Regions from separate parts of the Mus musculus genome. Here region 2 is linked to region 1. The links are chromatin loops, found by intact Hi-C in ENCODE. Cell type or tissue: heart. All regions are shown on one strand.

Region 1 (8,000 bases):
GATGGACAGGAAATAAAGCCTGACACCCTCCCCACCTGGAGCCATCTCTCTCTCCGGGGCATCCCCTCTCGTCCACAACAACAGGAGGCAGGAAGCCATCTCTCTCGGAGCCCCAGAGACCTGCGAGCCGCTGACAGCGTCCCAAGGCCCCTACTTCCGGTCTTCGCCCCCTCCCCAGGTGTCCCCATTTCCTGGGGTCTCCCGCCCCTCTGGCCCACTTCCGGCGATCTCGCCCTCTCCGGTCCCTATCTCTGGCCCCTCGGCGCACACCCGGGCTCGTGGGCACTCACCAGCCCGGCGGCGGGCGGAGCGCGGGTCACGGCGGCAGGAGCCTCGGCTGGCAGCGCGCGCAGAACAGACCCGCACTCCCCGGCCGGCCGGCCCGGCCCTCGCGCCGGAAGTGACGCTCGAGCCGCGTGTAGGCGGCGCCCATCCGGGAATGCGCATGAGTGAACTTTGTAGTGCTGACTTGGGGCTTGACACCACCTGGTGGCCCCGGCTGTGCAGCTGAGTTGGGTTTCGGGTGGGGAAACTGAGGCCTCGGGGAGGGAAGCTGGAACACACTGCCATATGCCTAGTGTTCTACATCATTTTCTCATTAAATTGTCTTTTTATTTATTTATTTTCATTTTATATATATATATATATTTTTTTTTTTCAATCCCCCTGCCTGCTGTGACCTCTAGAGAAGCGGCAAATCAATGCAGAAACCAGCTTCAGACCTAGACCTCAGGCTTATCATTTGCAGAACTACTCTGTCCTCAGCTGATGTCTGGACTGGCTGCCTGTGTCAGTATGCCATCAGCTGAGCCGCTTTGGCCAAGTGCACTAGCCTCTTCGCCTCTATTTCTTCGTGAATAACGATTCTTGCCCTGGACCCCGACTCAGAAACTACTTGTTTCCTGCTCTGGGGCTCACAATGTTGTCTCGAGACAGCAGTAGTTTGAAAAGGAGTTTATTAACTCCACATCTGACCCATTTACTAGCCTCACCACACATACCCATGGTTTGTGCAACTGTAATTTCGAGGCAAATCTCTTTTAGGTAGAATAAGGACAACAGACCATTTCTAGAGAGAAATTTCGTCGGTCTAAGAAAATGTCATATTCAAAGGGATAACCTTAAGTCCCTCATCCTTTCCCTACCTTATGAATAAGTGGAGTCCTAGAGTGGTGGGAAGTGACCTTCAAGGACATAAGGACACAATGGATTTTGCCAGATGTCAAACTAAATATGTGAGAGGGGTTCGAGGTACCCTGGGAATTCTGAGTTATGTTTATCTGTTTTGTTTGTTTTTAATAGAGGGTGCCTTTGTAGACCAGCTGGCCCCCAACTCATGACTCTTGCGCCTTGTCTTCTGAGACAGTGAGTGTGTGCCGCCACCCCAGGTTACAAGTCATGAGACTTGCAGTCCTCCCTTCTCTCCAGTCACCAGCTTCTAGGCTGCCAAATAAAATATAGAACTCTCAGTTAAATTTGAATTTCAGATAAACAAAGGTCTATTTTTAAGACTAGGTTCCTTATGTAACATTTGGGACACATACTTTAGAAATGTTTGTTTCTCAGAAACTCACATTTAAATAGGTGTCCTGTCCCCCGTCCGCGCCCCCCCCCCGCCCAAATCTAAGTGTTAGTTTCCTGTTCCATTTATAACAAATTACTACATAGTGACTTCAAATAACACAAATGTATTTTGTTGCTTTGCTAAAGACACCGGGGAGCTGGGAAGGCTGCTGTCTCTCTGGGTACTGGTTCTCTTTTCCAACTTGCAGAAGCTACTGAGCTACTGGTATTATTTGGTCCATGGTCTTCCCCACATCACTCCGACATCTTGCTTCTGTTGTCACAACGGCAACTGACTGAGTCCTGAATACCCCCTCTGTGTTCTCTCTCCCTCTCTCTCTTTCTCTCTCTCTTTCTCTCTCTCTTTGTGTGTGTGTGTGAGTGAGAGAGAGAGAGAGAGAGAGAGAGAGAGAGAACTTGATGTAATCTAGGCTGACTTCAAGTCCACAATCCTTCTGTGTCACATTTGGAAGTCCTGGAATCATAAGTGTGAATGCTCATGTCTCTTACAAAAGTCATGTTCAAATATTTGAGAAATTTGGGCATCGTGATGCACGCCTTTAACCTCAGCTGCGTTTGAGGTCAGCTGGCCAGTCAGGACCATGAGTAAGACCCTGTTTCAAAGATTTGTTTTTGAGACACTTACTCAGGTTGGTCTTGAACTTTCAGTTCTCCCACTTCAGCCTCTTGAGTAGAAAAGATCAGGAGACACGTCACCTCCAGCTTCCTGCCTCTCACTTATAAGAATGTTTACAGTTACATTGGGCCCATTATTGGGAGAACCTGGAATAGTCTCACCATCTGAAGATCCTTAAGCACACCTATAACATCTCTTTGACCCCATGAGATATTTACAAATTACAGAGGCTAAGATGAGGACATCTCAGGGGACAGGACATGATTCATCCACCGAAATCTACTAATCTTAATTCAAATTATATGACGTTGGCCAATCTATTCAGGCTCCCAAACATCTGGATCCCTGGGCTGGTTAGTGTTATCTGTCAAATTCATAGGCTCTAGAATCACCCGTGAAGTGGATATCTGGGTATGTCTATAGGAATTTGCCTTAACTGTGGCTCACTGAATAGGGAAGACTAGCTGGGATCATTCCCTGGTTGGGATCCTGGACTGTGGAGAAAGGCAGCTAAGCAGCAGCCTTTGTTCACTTCTCTCACTAAGCTTCCTGACTGGAACACAATATGACTGGCTACCTTAAGTGCTGCTTTTCATGATGGCCTCTGTACCCTGAATTGTGAGCCTGAATAAACTCTTCCTCCTTCCTGTGTGTGTGTATGTGTGTGTGTGTGTTTGTGACAGGAGCTCTGGCTATCCTGGAACTCACTACATAGACCGGGATAGCCTAGAACTCACAGAGACCCACTTCTCTCTTCCTCTCAAATGCCAGAATTAAAGGTGTGAGCCACCACTGCTGGCCACCAACTCTTCCCTTCTTAAGTGGCTTTGTCAGGAATAGAAAGGTAACTAACATAGTCTTCAGAAGCAAAAACAAAACAAAAAAGCTGATTAAATGAGCTCATAAGACAAAAATAACTTTTCTCAAGCTGCACAAATAGTAGGAGGCTTCTGGAGCAAAGCTTTAGCCCTGCTGGCCCAGGTGTTGAGATTAAACCTCTCTTCCAGATGAACAGTTTACCGGTGGCCCTGGCAGCCCAGCCTGCACTTCTAGATGCTGACAGTAGGGGGAGATGAGCTTGGTGAGGATGGTCAGCCTTCCTGAGTGAAAGTTTAGAGATGGCAGAAGGGTGTCAGACAAACAAAACAGGAGAGTTTTCTCATGTTGAGCAGCTGTAGACAATGAGGCACTAGGCTCATATCATATAATATATCTAAATATACATGTATATATGTAACATATACCCATATATGTATATATCCTTCTGTATATGTTTATATATAATATATATGTGATATATAATATATATGATATATATGTGATATATATCTATATAGATATATATCCTTATAATGCTTATACTGAAAACAATGGGAGAGATGGTCTTTACAGAATAGGACATTCCAATTCAGAAAGGATCCGAGATGAGAGTCAAGTCCAAATGTCAGTGTAGTCGCAAATTTTACTTCATTCTAGAGACTATACCACGCTTGTCTCTTTGGTTTCAGAGGTTGAAAGACAGGCTTGGATCAAGGAAGGGCCAGAAGCTGTCCACGTTTACAATTAAATAGGTGAGCAGAGACTTGAGTTTCTGTATTGTTGCCTGTCTTGGACAGCCAGAAGTAACCGATCTGGAACATCACATTGAAAGGACCCGTTGCCATGTGCACAAGGAGAGCTGTGAGCCTTGTGCAGGGGCCCCTTGGGAACTCCAAGGAATGATGTCCAGAGATCTGGTCCACTGGGACTCGGAATGTCTGCTAGCTGTGATCACCCGCTCCAGATCAGAAGGTCACCAAAGGTCAGCTTTCCCTGCATCCTGGCCTCTCTGAGCTTCCTTGCCAGTGTGCCACAATGGCTTGGAGCACCAGAGCTGTCTCCAGCTGTATCTACTTCAGCTGTCTATATTGGAGATGGTGGCACGACTCAAGGGACTATTTTCTTTTTAAAAGCAATGTATAAGCATATTCATGCAGCTCACAGGTATTTACACCCCTGTTTTTGAGACAGGGTTTTGCTCTGTAGCTCTGGCTAGCTTGTAACTCACTGTGTAGAACATGGTAGCTTCAAACTTACAGCAGTTCTCCTGCCTCTGTCTCCCAAGTTCTGCGACTACAGATATGAGCGATACACCCTACAACAAACTATATTCTTTCAAAATTATGTTTGCTTATTTTGTGTGTGTGTGTTAGCACACACATACCACAGTGCATTTGTGGAGGTCAGGGGTCAACTCACAGGAGTTAGTTCTCTACCAACATAGGTCAAGCCCAGGTCAAGTCCAGGTCAAGCCCAGGTCAAGTCCAGGTCAAGCCCAGGTCCACAGACTTGGCAATAAGCATCTCCACTGATCAAACTATCTTGCTGGACCCTCTATTTTTTTTTTATTTAATTGTCATTATTGTTGCTTTTGAGATATACTCATGTGTCGCAGACTATCTTGAACTAACATGTAGTTGAGGATGACCCCGCATTCCTGATTCTCCTATCATACCTCCAAGGTGGTTACAGTTATGACTGTTATGCTTGTCTTGACATTTTTAAAAAGATTTTTTTATTTTTATGTTCTGCCTGTGGGTGTTTTGCCTGCATGTATGCCCATGCAGCACCCTCAGAGGCCAGAAGGTGGCACTGGGTTTCCTGGAGCTGGAGATGTAGATGATTGACAGCTACCACGTGGGTGCTGGTAGATCCCAGGTCTTCTAGAAGAGCAGCAGGTGCTTTTCATTCTTGAGCCTTCTCTTTAAGCTCCAAATGTAACGTGAATTTCTGGATCCATTTTGGTTTTTTTTTTTTTTTTGGTTTTTCGAGACAGGGTTTCTCTGTGTAGCCCTGGCTGTCCTGGCACTCACTTTGTAGACCATCCCGAGTGCTGGGATTAAAGGTGTGCGCCACCACGCCCGGCTCCATTTTGGTTTTTTAAATCAAGTTTTTAAAAAGTTAAAGTCAAACTGCTTACCTCTCTAAGTACATGTGTACATTTGCACGCGAATGCGTGTGTGTGTGTGTGTGTGTGTGTTTGTGCGTGCATGCGTGTGTGCACTCAGGTGGTGTGGTTTCTGGTAGAAGTAGACACATAGTAGGCACTCACTAAATCAGTCCCCCTGACTCACCAGAAACACTTAGCTCTATGGTTGTGGAAACATTACCAGCATGGTTAGAAATAAATGCTCAGTGCTTCCCAGGGCCTACTGTCTGCCAGCCATGGGTCCCAGATCATCTAGGACAGTGGGCCCCTCACAATGCTCATATCTTTCATTTCCATTTTTACAAGGCTCAAAGAAACTACATGTGACCACAAGCAGCTGATAAAGTATTTTGGGGTTTTGTTTTGTTTTGTTGTTACTTGTTTTAAAACTTACATTCATTCATTCATTCATTCATTGTGTATCTGTGTGTGTGTGTGATATGTGTGTTCAAGTGGCATATGGTACACATGTAGAAGCCAGAGATAAACTTTTTAGCAAATGGGCTCTCTCTCTCTCTTCCTTGTACGTCCTGAGGATCAAACTCAGGCCACCAGACTTGGCTGCAAGCCCCTCCTCCGGCTGAGCAGCTAACTGTGTCACCAACTGTTCAAATGTCTCCCCTCTCTGAGCGTCTGTTAACTGAGGTTCTCAGGAAGAAGTGGGGCCTCCTTTATTAGCGCAATTGTTTGAGGAGCTGCAGATTGAACTAGGGCCTCTTGTACGCTGTGCCCACACTTTGTTAGGTTTGGCATTCAGTGAGTGCTATTTGCAGTAATAACTTCCCTTACTGGGCACCTGCCCCTATGGGTTCTCTTGGGGAGGGGAGCAGGCTGGAGCTCTGAGAGGCAGAGGAACCTGCCCGAGTTACAAAACAAGCAAATGGCCGTGAGGGGTTGGGCGCTAGAGTTGTGGGATGAGGAGGACTCACTCTAATTCTTGGGATTCTAAGGAACAAAACATCCCATGCGCTTCAACAATCTCTCTTGCTGGGGCTGACTTACTCTGAGGTCAACAGTTGCCCAATTAGTGGTTTGGAGCCCAGCTTGGCTGGAAAAATGTCCAAACCTGGGCTGGGGGAAGCCGGAGGCTTGGCAAGCACAAGAGAGATCTCTGACTTCAATCATAGGGTCGTGTGAAGCCTGTGACCCCCTGGCCTGGCATGCCTCAAGTGCCAGAGTCTTCTTTCTCTGCATGCCACCTTCTGCTCAAGAGCCCAGGCTCAGGCCCTAGAAGGAAGGATCCGGGTCTTTGAATGGGTTTGGCCGGGTAGATTTCCCAGAAGAGGTCAGAACCAGCTGTGTTTTTGTGGTCACACATTGATCTTCCTGAGTCAGCACGGCTGCTTGGAGGGACAGGATGTCCTGTCTGTTCCCAGGGGCTTTGGATCCTAGCCAGACTGAATATTTTCCAAAACATGTCCTGAAACGGAGATGCGGCAGGGATAGGAGATATCCCACCCCTTCTCCATCAATGCCAGCCCAGACACTCACCTCTCCTTCTAGTACAGCGCCTGGACCTAGTTCTGACCACACACCTGGCACTGTGCTATTCTCTCTGTACTCTACTAACTCAACAGAGCACAGTGGAACAGCCTCAGATCCGAATTCCATATGGCAGCTGGGCAAACAGACTCAGAGACAAGTGTCCATCATCTTGGCATTCAGAAGGCTGAGGCAGGAAGACCTCAAATTTGAAGCCAGCCTGAGCTATATAGGGAGTTACAAGGCCAGCTTGGGGTTACACTGTGACAGTGAAATCCTGTTGAAATGAGGGAAGAGAAAGGAAAAGGGGAAGGGAAAAATCAGAGAGATCAGGCGGCTTATAAATGGTCTCACAGAGAAGGAATTGCAGGGCTGTGCTGAGAGGTCTCTCGTGTCAGATCTGAGGATGCTCTGTAAATTCACCAGGTCGAACACACCATCACAACCAGCCCAATGAATACAGATGACTAGTTCCTGAAGAAACGTGAAAAGTGAGGTTCCGGAAGATGGAAGTGACTTGTACAAAGTTGGAGAAAGCTCCCCTGGGGTAGCCAGCAGGTTTTTTTTCAAGGGTACAGGGCCAAACTCTCCACTGCTGAGATCTGGTTATGAGCAACAGAAGCCCCTCCCCTTCCTACGATTCCTGTGTTTACCCAAGGGCTTCCTGGGGTGAGAGGAGGGAAGGGAGGGGAGAGCAGCCATCTCCTGGGGAGGACAGAAGCAGAGAGGAGCTGTTTGGAAAGCTTAAGTATGGGAGTTCAATGCTGGGACAGCTAGGGCTGAGAGGAATGGGCTGCTGCCTGACATTGGAAAGTGCCTGCATCTGTCAAGGTCAGCCCACCCTCAGGGACAGTGTACTTGCAGTTTCCCACATGCCAGCGTGGGCAGTGACTGCCTACAAGAAGGACACTGCTTGGCTCTGATAACTAAAAGATTCCTGGAGGGAGGGAGAAGGTAGACAGCAAGACACAGGATGGGACTAGACCAGACTGGCCTAGAACTCACTCACAGAAATCCTTGGTCTCCTGAGTGCTGAGACCAAAGGCATGTGCCACCACTGCCCAGCTTCAGAATACATTTTTTAAAAAAGGGATTTTAGGTGTGGGCTGGGAAGATGCCGCCATTGGCTAAGTGCTCACTATGCCAACATGAAGACCTGAGTTTGCATTTCCAGCACCTACATAGTACAATACAATACAAAATGAAACGAAACAAAACAAAAATCGAGGGTTGGAGAGAGAGTTCTACAATTAAGAGCACGTGTTGCTCATACAGAAGATACAGGTTCCCTTCCCACCACCTATGTGGAGCTCACAACTGTCTGTAACTCCAGTTTTAGCGGCTCTGATG
Region 2 (8,000 bases), 220 kb before region 1:
CTGGATCCCATGGCCTTGACCCCCCAGCCTCCTCCCTGCCCACACACACACTGGTCTAGCAAACCTGCTTACAGAGGCACACAGCACCACGGCCACTGGGGCCTGCCCCAGGCTGACAAACCAGGCCCTGGCTGGGGTCGCAGACATGCAGGTGGTCGCAGGACTCCCCCAGCCTCCGTGCACACACTCGACAGCAGCCACAGCCATCCAGCACCAGGGGTACCCCCGGTGGGCACTGGGGTGGTGTCCAAGGACAGGCACAGGGTGCTGGGCACAGCTGGGCATACACCTGGGGAGACAGAAACCTCACTCAGTTTTGGCTATCATGGAAGGTATGGAAACTCCCACGACTGGTCACTTCTCTGCCAAACCAGACAGTGTGGGATCCTTAGCTCAGCCTCCGTGTCACGCAGAACGGGTCTTCAGCCTGAGCCATCCCACGGTGCTCCTAAGAGGCAGCATGGCACTGACCTTGAGCAAGGACCCAGGTCAGAGTCTCAGTCCTAGGCTCTGTCTTGTTGGCAGCGTAGCCTGAGAGCTCCTTTAACTCTCCAAGCCTGAGTCTCCTCGTTTGTAGAAGGGGGACAGGAAATGATGTCACTAACCCCTGAGCGTGGGTAGGAGGTCATTAATATGGCTGGCTTTTTGCTTGTTTGTTTATTTTTGGGGTGCACATGTATGTGTCGTGTGCAGGTGTTTATGTGAAAATATGAAGACATCAACATCAGGTAGAGGAATTTATCACTCTCTACCTTCTATTTTTCAGGCAGAGTATCTCACCAAGCCTGACCATCATCAGTTGGTTAGGCTGCCTAACCAAGTGAACTTGAGGCTCTGCCCATTGCTGGCCACTCCACTATGGAGGGTTCAGATGTGTCCCACTGTGTGTGGCTGCTACACGTGGGTGCTGGGGCACGATCTCATGTCCTCAAACTTGCACTGAGAGCATTTTACCCCAACAAACAATCTCCTTGCCTTCCCAAATGTGGCTAACTCCGGTGGCCATCTTGGCTATGTGCTCACGGGAGGGCAGGTACAAAAGCCTGAGAGTGATACCAAGGGAAGAGTGTGTTCTTACCCCTCGGACTTGAGAAGTCAAACAGAACACGTCACTTCCCGGTCTTGACACAGCCCACCATGCTTCCCAGCCTTAAGTGCACAATCAGATTAGCCAGGAAAGGGCAATACAGATTCCCAGGCCTCCTCTGGGACTCACGAAACTAGAAGTCACGGAGGCAGGACCTGTGATCTATTTAATAGGCTGTCTAGAAGCGTCTAAGAACCATCTAGGTCCACAGCCCCTCTGGCCCAGCCCACCCCAGCTCTCCACCCCCATATCACTCCACTCCACCACCACCGCTCCGCTCTCAGCACCCTGCACGAATGGGAAATTTGACTCCGCATGGAGGAGGAGCAGGGGGGAGTGACTGCCAATAGTCAGATCTGGGAGCCATGCCACGCCCACCTCACTGCTGTGGACTCTCGGCCCCAGAGGAGGACACTTCTGAAAGAGGCAAAAACTGAGCCAGGGCCTCCGTACCCATTCATCGCAGGGTTTCACCCCAGTGCTACAACTGCGCCTTTCACCCAAGACAGAAATACACAAATGAAGTTCCAGAAGCCATGAGCTCCCGAAAGGGTGGGCACCAAGAGGGAGGGAGATAGCACTCAAGATGTTCCAGACTGCCTACCCTACCAGTGAACGATCAATCTTTAACAGGAATAGAAGGCCTTATATGGAGGATTTGTGATTTAGGAAAAGAAAACTAAAGACCCCAGACCTCTTGATGGGATCAAGGAAACAGTGATCTGTTTACCGCCGCCCCATCCTGCCCACCCCTGGATCCAGAGTCTCAAAAACAAACAAAAAACAAAACAAAACAAAACAAAAATAAACAAAAAACAAAAAACAAAAAAACCTGCTCTCCAGGGCCCGCAGTTCTCACTCTGGCCAGCAGAGGCCGCCCCAGAGTTGCTGCTTGTCCCTAGCCAGTGAGTGAGTGAGTGGTTCCCACCTAAGGCAGGACACCCTGCAGAATTTCAGGTTCCAGAGGGTTCCTGGACCAGCAGCCTCTGAGAGCTTGCCATGAGCATGCACTGTCACCTCTCCAAGCCTCCTGTGTAATCTCAACATGGAATATAAGACATTCTTGGGTAACTCACTTGCAGTTGTCTTGAGAAGAAAGAGGCAGACTTTCAGAGCAAGGGTCTGACTCCCTTGGCTGAGCAGAACTGGCCAAAGACAAAACGAGCCTTCTACTGAGCCGGAGTCCTGCTGCAGGCTCTCGGTAGTTTCTGGCTTCTTCAGGTCCTGACTCCAAGAAAAGCCACTAATGATACCCTTACGTTGAGTGCTGTGTGCACAAGCTTTCCCTTTAGCCCTTTCCTACGAGGTATGGGCTTCGTGTCTGACTTAAAGATGATGAAATAACCCTTGGGAGACTGAGGCAGAAGAATTTTGAAGTTAGCCTGAGCTACATAGTGAGTTCCAGGCCAGCCTGGGCTACAGAGTGACACATTGTTTCAGAATAAACTCCAAAACAGTGAGGACAAAGCAGGTCAAAATCAAGTGATAAATATCTGGAAAGCAGTGGGACAAGATGAGAATTCAGCTTGGTGGGAAGGCAGAGCCCGCACTTAACTCTTGAGCCTGCTGTTCCCCCAGGGACTCCGTTAGCACCTGAACCTCAGCCTCAGCCTCTGTCCTCAGTTCAAGGACAGTAAGTAGGCAGGGCAGGTGCTCTTGCTTAGCCTATGGAAGCAGCAGCCCCTCTGGCATCCTCCTCTCCTCCACCTTTGCTAGCCATTCTGTCCCCATATTCAAGCTGTCTCACTTGCTTTGGTCTCCCCAGACTAAGTAACTAAGTCTCTGGTCGCTGTCAGACCCTGATCAACATCGCTTCGCTGTTTCCAGGTTCCTTCCTCCTGCCCCAGTCCAGAGCCTGGAGCCCACAGCCTGCCTGGAAGATCCAGAATTCCATCCCCCGGGAAGGCTGTGGCCTCAGGTCCTCTCCATGACTACATCCCAGATGCCAATCAACTTCCCAGGACCAGGAAAGAATGGCTTCATAAATGTCACACCAGTGGCCAATCTAGGGCAGCTCTTCCTCAGCCCTTCAGAACCCTCCCCTCCCGGGGCCCAGGAGACCACCCAAGCTACCCTCTCCAGCACCATGTTCTGCTCAACACCTTTCAAGACTGGAAGCCAGTTGGTCCCAGGGAGGGAGATGTTTATACTCAACACTGCATTGGCTCAAGGCCTTAACTCGGTGATACTGGGAACTTAACATTTAGTGTGAGGTATTGCTCAGGTTAGGGTAGAGAGACACAGACTAGGGTTTCCTCCAGACACACCTATGTCTGCCCCAGGCTCCACCATGCAACTCTTCTATTGTTCTTTTTCTTTGCTGTGTGGCTTTGGGCACATTGCTTACCCTCTCTGAGTCTCCTTTGATCAAAACAGGACAATTTGTTATAAGACTGTTATAAATGTGCAAACGGAACTACTCACAAGCCAATTAAAAGATGCCCAATGTGAACCAAGGGACAAGGACATTTGCCACAGAGATGTCTCCTGCTCTCTCTGACCAGGGCCAGAGGTCACTGACTGCCTGAGGGCTAGCATGTTGTACCCTCATGGACTGTACTTTGCAATCAGACCCCAGCATCAACCTCTGTCCTGGTTCAGAGCTACACAGCACTCACATTTGTTTTAGTTTCTATGACACTGGAGGATCCCACTGTCCTCTTTTAGACACTCATCTAGGTCCAGGACCTATGCTATCTTCTGTGGATGCAGTTCTCCTTAGTGGTCTCCCCAGAAGCTTCATGAACATTGTACCCATTCAACTGAGGCTGAAGCTCAGAAAGGGTAGGACACTTGTCTGAGGTCACACAGCCGAACTTGCATGCCCAGAGAGGGAAGCAAGCCTGGGCACAGAGACCAGACTGTATCCAGTATAGGGTCTTTCCAAGAGTTCTAAGTTGTGACCATATATCTGTCCCACCACCCAGAATTCTGCTGTCATTCAAGACCAGGATGCCTTACCATTGAGAGAATGCAGAGGAAGGAAATGGCCAGAAGATGGATCAGTGGGTTGCCCCTCATGTCACCGTGTCCCTTGTGGAGCCAGCTTCAAACCTGGGAAGCAAGACCCGAGTCTTTTTTTATGTTCTGGAGGGAATGAGGTTCCTTCTAGGTGCATACAGAGAAAGAGAAAACGACAGACAGACAGACAGACAGACACACACACACACACACACACACACATTTATAGTCCTTACACCGGTTTCCATAGTCCCAGGAATAAGCCCAGTTACCTGAGGCCGAGGAGGCCACCAAGAAGGTGTCTGACAGTGTGTGAAGCCCAAGCCACCGCAAGTGCCAAGAGTTTAGGACAGGAGCCTGACAGGAGCCTCTCAGCTCCTCAGTTCCCAGCAAGAAAGACCTCCATCCCAAGCTACTGCCACAGCAGCTGCAGCCTCGCCAAGGCCCCTGTCCCAGCCCGGGGTCCTCTGGAGATCAGGAGCGTCTGTCAAATGCTCTGCAGATCTGACCCACGGTGTCCTGAGCCCTGAAGCTCAAGCTCTGGGCAGCCCAGACCCAGCCTGTGGTTTCTGGCAGGGAGACTGGCAGCCACCCAGAGGTGGGTGTGACCCAGAGCAGAGCTTCCCTGGCAGCCTGTCTGCTCTTGGCAACCAAGAGCCTCCCTATCCTCCTGGGCTCTGAAGGTGGCCTAGGGTGGCCAAGCCTAAGCAGACTGAGCCTACTGTGTGCTGGCACTTGCTGGTCTCTGCTGATCTGACTGAGCAAAATTGTCTTTGTTGGATTCTACCAGCTCTGAGGGGTTCTGCAGACCTGGAGACACAGCACAGACCTGGGGACCAGAGCCTGGGGCATGGGGTAGTAATGAAAAGTGTAAGGACCCCCTCCCTTGTTCAGACAAAGAGTGAGATACAACTTCTGAGGGAGATGCCAATTCTGAAAGCTAACAAGGCTCTGCGGTAGAATGTTCCAGAGGGAACAGCATGATCAAATGTCTGGAGGAGGGACCTAACATAGTAGCCTGGCATACTCAGTACAGAAGGTATCTAGTGGGCATGTGGCTTCCTGGGCACTGGACTGGGCAGGAATACGCAGAGAATAAAACACAGGATTCACATCACCAACTGTATCCATTGGGTACAGGGGATGTCCCTAAGGTCCTATCAACGAGTGTTGGGTAGAAGGACATGGGATTTAAAGATCAGGGTGTAGGGCTGGAGAGATGGCTCAGTGGTTAAGAGCACTGACTGCTCTTCCAGAGATCCCGAGTTCAATTCCTAGCAACCACATGGTGGCTCACAACCATCTGTAATGGAATCCGATGCCCTCTTCTGGTGTGTCTGAAGACTGCAACAGTGTACCCATATACATAAAATACTTAAATAAATAAATCTTTTTAAAAAAAATCAGGGTGTAGAGACATCTGCTGTGTTATATGTAGAAGCATCATCTGTCAATAAAAGGCTGATTGGCCAATGAGCTGAGGCAGGAAATAGAAGGCGGGACATCTTGGGGGGGGGGCGGTTGATTCTGGGATAAAGTCAGAAACAGGGTCTTAGGTGCTTAGAGAAGGCTGTGGCTCCCAACACCTCCACCAGTTACAGTGCAACACACCCATGAGCCCAGATCACAGGGGGCTAGCCTGGGCTACAAAGCAAGCCCCTATCTCAAAAGAAAACAAACCTGGAGGCTATATGCTCCCTCCGAGTCACATACAGACTCTGCCTACCACTGTGGGTAGAAGACAAATATCTAGCAAATAAGTCTATATGACCTGAGGGCCTGAGGGAGAAATGGCATGGCCACCTTGGGTCCTTGCTGTCTGTAGTTCCCTGCTTGATCCTTTCTATGTTTATCGAGACTAGACTATGCCACACGCAGGCATGACACCAGCGAGACTGGAAAGGCAGACCGCAGTCATTTGGTTAGGTAGCGTGGGCAGAGGTACGGCACACAGGACCTGAATCAGGCAGGTGTGGAGTGAGACGCCGCTGAGTTTTGGGGCTGGCACGCTGAAGTGGTGAATGGACGGCTGTTGGTACGCAGTCAACTCTGAGCCAGACTTGACACCCTGTCTTGGGTGCTCACCCGCTCCATGGCCGCACGGAAACTCTCTCAGACAGACCTACACAACGTCCACACTGATAATTGTCTATCTCCTGCCACTATCTCCAAGACCTGAGTTTGTGTAAGACAGTGATGTGCTCAGCTTGGCAGCCAGGCAAGGCTATGTGGCTAGCTTCCTGTTGTGAGTTACGCAAAAGCATTGGGTGCAAATTCTGAGACTGGTCCCTAAAGGGAAGGCCTTTCTTTTTGTCACTCTGACACTCCTTTCTTCCTCTGCTTCTGGTCAAAGGTGGGATAGTGATGTTCGTGGCTGCCTTGTACCATGGAGGTACCTTGAAGACAGGTCTCATATACAGAGGGAGGCATAAAAGAAGGAGATTGGAGCCAGGCAAGGGCAAGCATGCATGTCATCCCTGTATCTTTAAGGCTGAGGCAGGAGGATAATGAGTTTAAGTTTAGCTTGAGTTATATAGAAAGACCCTGACTCATAGACAAAAAGGAGAGGATGTATCCCTTATGGTGCCTAGAGCTACATATGTGTCCTGGATACTCCTTATAGATTTAATGTACATAATTAAGGGGGCAATAATATGTCCATATATATACATATGTATTAATATGTAACCAGTGTCTTTAATATGTATATATGTATATAGTCCCATAGACCCTCCTATTTGAGCTGACATGAGTTTGAGTATTCCTGGTTAGTTACTGTTGATGTAAAAACACCATTTTGTTGTTGGTGGTGGTGGTGGTGTCTGCATACCTGGAAGCCATGCTCAGTCCCACTCATTGCTATTCCATACTCCATCCCTGCCTGTTGATTTGTCTAACCTTGTCTCTCTCCTGCTAGAATGGCATCTTTACTGGCCTTGCTGTCTGGCTCCAGGCCTCAGACCACAGCAGCAGTGTCTGCTCTTCTCGCCTTTTCCGGGTCCTTCAGAACATACATAGATGCAGCTTTTGGTTATGAAAAGCTCTGTGAGATTAAAGTTCTTCTTTTCCCTGAAGACCGAGGACCTCATCCAAGAGCCGAGTCTGCTCCAGGCGTCATGAACACTGGGCTATTTTCCTCCCTTGATCCTCTGAGGCAAATATGCTGGCGAGTTCTCTGTGGTTGGTGTTTTCTCTGGGATAAACTTCCTGATAGCGAGGGAATGTGATTATTTTAACCTTGCTGGATTCAGCCAGTATTTTATTTAGTGTCTCCATCTGTTCATAAATGAAATGGGCCTGTAACGTTCTTTCATGGGCTGCCTTATCTAGCTTTTGTAACGGCGGACATTTATCAAATAGCTCACTTGACAGGTTCCCCTCTCTTTCCCCGTCTCCCTTGTAACCTGTACAACATAGGGACTGTCTCCTGCAGTTCAGCAGGGATTTACCATCAGAGCCCTGGAGCTGCTGAGTTGAGGCTGGGAAGGTCTTGACTGCCATCAGATCTGGAAATATAATGCTTCAACTTCAATTCTCCACTAGTCCTTGGGCCGATCTTTTGGCATGTCAGTGTTTGCGTGTCTGTGTGCATGAGAGCAGACTTGCACACCAGGGGGTACAGGTGAGGAGGCCGCAGGTCAAGGTTGAGTTTCCTCCTCTGTGGCTCTCCACCTTTTTTTTGAGACAGGATCTCTCTCTGAACATACAGTTGATGCTTCGCTAGGCCAGGATCCTCCTGTCTCTGCCTTCCAGGTCTGGCATTATAGGTGTGTACTGCCAGACTCAGCGTTATTATATGAGGTTTGAGGATTCAAATTCAGGTTCTCACGCTTGCATCCAGTACCTACAGGGTCATTGTCCCCTCTTTAGGTTCCTTATACCTCTCTAAAAATTGCTTGTTTCCTCAGGTTTTAGGTTTTCAGATGTACAACTATATCACTGGTTCACGGTG

Evidence for each region. Hi-C counts contacts between places; a loop is a spot of excess contacts. Peaks named below come from ENCODE experiments on the same cell type or tissue, not always from the same donor. Only the 100,000 strongest peaks of a DNase experiment are listed, where the experiment ranks them.
Region 2: it touches region 1 in a loop (2.8-fold over the local background); 3 of 42 quality-filtered maps call a loop at or near these places.

Annotation. Positions count from the first base shown.
Region 1 is chr2:163,594,705-163,602,704 of GRCm38, reverse strand. It overlaps Ttpal (tocopherol (alpha) transfer protein-like), which reads right to left and starts at 391. Exons shown (of 5, transcript NM_181734.3): 1 at 291-391. In heart, CTCF peaks have their summits at 504 (motif pointing left), 3,253 (motif pointing right) and 4,806 (motif pointing right); DNase peaks (open chromatin) are centred at 404, 4,829, 6,524, 7,294 and 1 weaker place; H3K4me3 peaks cover 620 bases; H3K27ac peaks cover 2,860 bases.
Region 2 is chr2:163,817,430-163,825,429 of GRCm38, reverse strand. It overlaps Ccn5 (cellular communication network factor 5), which reads right to left and starts at 4,596. Exons shown (of 5, transcript NM_016873.2): 1 at 4,321-4,596; 2 at 4,049-4,141; 3 at 73-289. The coding sequence starts at 4,108. In heart, no CTCF peak of the experiment used is centred here; DNase peaks (open chromatin) are centred at 1,449, 4,639 and 7,151; H3K4me3 peaks cover 779 bases; H3K27ac peaks cover 1,111 bases; H3K27me3 peaks cover 2,003 bases.